Linked DNA regions of Homo sapiens: region 2 is linked to region 1. The links are chromatin loops, found by intact Hi-C in ENCODE. Cell type or tissue: right lobe of liver. All regions are shown on one strand.

Region 1 (2,500 bases):
TTCTGTGCTGTTTTATTGGTTGTCTGACTCAAACCTAAGTGCCTTGTCAAATTCAAACTTTACATTGAAAGTATTTAAGGGAAAAAATAATTTCTTAGGTTTTCAGGTTAAACTTTTTTACGCATTTCATAGAACATGCACAGAGAATGATCGCCATATCAGAGGCTCGTGGCTTAAATATGGGTCATAGAGCTCAGTACTTTAGGGTCATGTGCTAAAAATATTTCTTTCATAGGTTGGTGCAGCATGATAGAGCTCAATTTCAAGGATGCATTTGATTCCTTTGAGAGGCTAAAAAATGAGTCCAGGTGGTCCCAGTGCTATTATGCCTACTTGACTGCAGGTGAGTCGCCCATGGTCCCTCAGTGTGCCTCTCTCTGTCGTGAATTAGCTCGCCTGACGTGGGCAGATGGGAGAATGATGGCAAGAGGAAGCAAAAGTTGTACCCCTCCACAGCCTTCCCCAGCATGTTAATGTTTTGTGCAACCAAGTAAATAGTGCTAGAATACTGTGTTCACTGACCCAGGTGAACACCCAGAAATTCAGTAGTGCCCAGGGTGCCCCTTCACCACACGCTTCCCCTCTGGGCCTGGCTTGGTCCTGTTTTGTGTCTTGGAAATGCATATTATGAGGTCTTCCCCGTTACTGTATATTTTGCCCTAAGTTGCCTCAACCTGTCTCTATCCCTTTACTTAATATGCTATGTTTTTTATTGGGATTCTGAAGAATTTTTAAGAATTGAACAGTCTTTTTTCAGTGTGTTAATTTTTTTTTTTTTTTTGAGTCTGGGTCTTGCTCTTTTTGCCAGGTTGAAGTGCAGTGGCCTGATCACAGCTCACTATAGCCTCAACCTCCCAGGCTCAAGCGATCCTCCTGCCTCAGCCTCCAGAGTAGCTGGGACTACAGGCATGCCCTACCACGCCCAGCCAATTTTTTAAAAAAAATTTGTAGCAACAAGGTCTTGCTATGGTGCCCAGGCTAATCTCTAACTCCTGGCCTCAAGTGATCCTCCTGCCTCAGCCTCCCAAAGCACTGGGATTATAGGCATGAGCCTCAGAGCCTGATCTGTGCTAGTATTTTTGTTTGGTTCGTGCCCTGGTTACAAAGTTGCATAGGTCTGAGTCATCTGCTCCAACCTTGTTTTACCTCATAACTCTATTATATTTACAGTATAATATTTTAGATGCAAGGTATTTACATTGCATATCGTTATTAACACCTGTATTCTGTTTTGAATTAAGTGTTTTTTTGCCCATGTATGAGGAGATAGAGATGTGCTGCCACCTGGTGGCCAAAGTAGTTGTCTGCATCCTTCAATACCTAAAAGGCCACGTGATTCAGAGTTGTAGAGGTGTGGAATTGAAGAAAGCCAAGCGGTTGTACCTTTTCTGCCTCTAAGCAACTTCATGTAAGCCTTTTCTGGTTTGTGTAATGAACTCTCCTCTTGCAGCCACATGAGTGGTTCTTTTACTTAAAATTCAAGACTAATCCAAACATTATTTTCAATACCTTCTTATTCTTAACGTTCAGATTTAATGACCATCTTCCACTTCCATTCTGCCCTCTTAACTGATCTATATAAAATAAGATAGGGTTGATGAACATTGACCAATAAGGATATTCTGGATCTCTTAAATTCCCTATAAAATTGCATCGGTCCATTAGCAAATGGACCCCAAAAGTCAGTGCAAAGCCCTCTTTTGTCCATATTCCGCATTGCAATCCCTGTTGACAGGCGTGTTCTCATGGCTCTGTCCCTGATGTTTGAATAAGCTTATTTTTCATATACTGGATAATATGCTGTGTCTCACACTTAAAGGATTGTTGTATAGAATTTGAAGACATCTCAGATGAAAGTAGCAGCTATTTGTTGAGTGACTCAGTGTGTTTAATACGTTGAAGAGTGGATGAATCCAGATTGAATAGCCCAGAAAAGAGAGGCCTGCACACAACTCCGCAGCCATTAGGTGTAATTGGGCCGCACAGTCGATGGTGGACAGCTATTTATTTTTTCATCTTTGTTGAGTTTCAAATACATAAATGTACAGCGTGGCTGTATAGAGGAACATTAATTCCCCCCCCCCAATATTTGGCAATCCCAGAACCATACCAATCATAGCAGAGGATAAGCATGAAAGATTCTGATCTCTGTTCCTGCATTGGGATTTTGTAGAGAGGATAAGATGTGGGTGAATAGCTCCAGTACAAAGAGTACATGAGGCAAGGCCAAGGCAGGCAGATCACGAGGTCAAGAGATCAAGACCATCCTGGTCAACATGGTGAAACCCCATCTCTACTAAAAATACAAAAATAAGCCAGGCGTGGTGGCGCACACCTGTAGTCCCAGCTGCTTGGGAGGCTGAGGCAGGTGAATCACTTGAACCCAGGAGGCAGAGGTTGCAGTGAGCTGAGATCGCTCCACTGCACTCCAGCCTGGCAACAGAGTGAGACTCTGTCTCAAAAACAAAAGAGTACATGAGGCAGGGAAGGAGCACCGTTA
Region 2 (2,500 bases), 190 kb before region 1:
AAGGAGGCCAGTCTGGAGAAGGGTAAATGAAGCTCAGGGCCAGGTAGTCATTGAGGTGGTAGAGGCCAGTGGGCTTACCCAGAGCCAGGAGGAATTCTCAAGTTGAGGCAATAAGGAACCCATTGGTGGTGGTTTGTGTTTGCATGATATTAACACAAGGCCCCTAGACAGTGATGTGGATGCCAGTCAGTCCAGGTTTTCTAGAAAAGAGCAGTAGGTAGAACCACAAAAGAGGTGGCTTTAGTTTTGGCTCAGCAAAACTTTAGGTTAATTCAGCACTCAACCTTTATTTGCCTTTTCATCTCCATCCATTAAAGAAATATATAGATATAGAGATGCATATACATAGAGAATTTGCTTTTTTAAAACAATTTTTTGTAGAGATGGGGTCTTGCTGTGTTGCCCAGGCTGGTCTCGAACTTCTAGCCTCAAGTGATCCTCCCACCCCCAGAATTCTGGGGTTACAGGCGTGAGCCACTGTGCCCAGTCCAGAATTTTCTTTCTTTTTTTGAGACAAGAGTCTTGCTCTGTCACCCAGGCTGGAGTTCAGTGGCGCCATCTTGGCTCATTGCAACCTCTGCCTCCTGGGCTCAAGTGATTCTCCTACCTTGGCCTCCTGAGTAGCTGGGATTACAGGCATGTGTCACCATGCCTGGCTAATTTTTTGTATTTTTAGCAGAGACGGGGTTCCCCATGTTGTCCAGGCTGGTCTTGAACTCCTGAGCTCAGGTAGTCCACCCACCTTGGCCTCCCAAAATGCTGTGATTACAGGCATGAGCCACCATGCCTGGCCTAGAATTTTCTTAGTAACTTATTTTGGGATCCTCCAAACAAGGGACTGCTTCCTTTTTCTGGGCAAGTTTTATACTTTGACCTTTTTTTTTCTTTTTTTTTTTTTTTTTTGAGACGAGGTGTTGCTCTTGTTGCCCAGGCTGGAATGCAATGGCATAATCTCGGCTTACTGCAACCTCCACCTCCCGGGTTCAAGCAATTCTCCTGCCTCAGCCTCCCGAGTAGCTGGGATTACAGTGCCTGCCACCATGCCCGGCTAATTTTGTGTTTTTAGTAGAGACGGGGTTTTGCCATGTTGGTCTGGCTGGTCTCGAACTCCTGACCTCAGGTGATCCACCTGCCTCTGCCTCCCAAAGTGTTAGGATTACAGGCATAAGCCACCATGCACAGCCTATATTTTGACTTTTTATTAAAATCACTGGAACATGGAAAATGCAGGAGATAGAGGCCAGTCAAAAGATTTCACTGGCCCTTCACTCCCTCTAAAGCAAAATTCTAAGGAATAGTCAGCTGTTCTGGGTGTTGCCTCATCCCTGTGGTGAAGTCTTTGGTGGCCCAGAGATTCCTGAAACTGCCATTGGGCATGAGTCACTGGGAGGTGGGGTGGGCACAGAGGAGTTCCATGGATAATCCACAGCCAAGCTCTGTAGGGGCAACCAGCCAACGCTTCCAGAGCAGGGAGGTGTTCTGGTCCCTGGCATAAATGGAGGGACCTTTTAGACAAAGTTCTCAAACCTAACCTGGAGCAAGGCAAGCAAGTGTAATCACTAAATCAGCTTTGCTCAAGGGATTTTGTGCACGTTTTGTTTCTTCCCCCTCTCACTGTAGTGTTTCTTCTGGGAATGGGGACCCAGATCTTGGAATGGCTTGTTTCCGATTATAATCAGAAATCATTCTGTTAATCCCATCTCCTACCCAGGAGAAGAGCAAATCATCCCTGGTAATGCCAGAGGGTGTGACACCAACAAGGGCATTTTTCTTGAGGACCTACACCATTGTTTACAGAGTGTGATTATACACACTAAAATGAAAATGATCCAAAAAGTAGATCTATTGAACATCGACTAAGTACCCAACACCAAGATTAGGGCTGCCTTTTGTTCTTTTTGCTCTCTGAAGTCGGCCTGCAACAGCCATGGAGCTGGCTAAGCTTTTGTGGACAGATTGGCCCAAAGTATACATAAATACCCCAACGCAGGAACCCACCAACACAACAACTCATGCCCCAGTGCAATCACATTCCTCTAGCAAGTATGTTCAGACCCTGTATCCTGGAGTAAATGTAGAACTGTAGGTCCTCAGGTAAGCCAAGGTAACAAGAATCCCCCCAGGAATAGTGGAAGTAAATCTCTTCCATTTTAACACTTCTGCTGTAGGTAACTCTTCTAGAAAAAGGCATGATCACTTCCAAGTGCTGCAGGAATACCAACTGTAAGTGTAAAAAGCAAGGGCTTCAAGCCTCACTAACCTGTGTGACACACTGACAGTACAGACCCCAGCTCTACCACTTACCAGCTGTGTGACCTTAGGCAAGGCCTTAACCTCTTAATGCCTCATTGCTACATCTATAGTATGGGCATAGTAGCTGCCTATCTCTTAGGGTGGTTGGAAGATTCAGAGTGTGTAAAGGAATTAGCAGAGGTCAGCACATGGTCAGTGCTCAATAAATGTTAGATAAGAAAACCTGCCCTTCCTGCACATGTATCCT

Evidence for each region. Peaks named below come from ENCODE experiments on the same cell type or tissue, not always from the same donor. Only the 100,000 strongest peaks of a DNase experiment are listed, where the experiment ranks them.
Region 2: a loop joins it to region 1, with 2.8 times the contacts of the local background. A loop is called at or near these places in 35 of 110 quality-filtered maps.

Annotation. Positions count from the first base shown.
Region 1 is chr18:24,117,890-24,120,389 of GRCh38, forward strand. TTC39C (tetratricopeptide repeat domain 39C) reads left to right here. Exons shown (of 14, transcript NM_001135993.2): 8 at 236-343. Among named protein-coding and RNA genes, the nearest start is that of CABYR, 20 kb to the right of the region's middle. In right lobe of liver, CTCF peaks have their summits at 1,287 (motif pointing left) and 1,488; a DNase peak (open chromatin) is centred at 1,302; H3K27ac peaks cover 454 bases.
Region 2 is chr18:23,923,659-23,926,158 of GRCh38, forward strand. The region is part of intron 62 of LAMA3 (laminin subunit alpha 3); the gene reads left to right. Among named protein-coding and RNA genes, the nearest start is that of LINC02958, 58 kb to the right of the region's middle. In right lobe of liver, no CTCF peak of the experiment used is centred here; no DNase peak of the experiment used is centred here.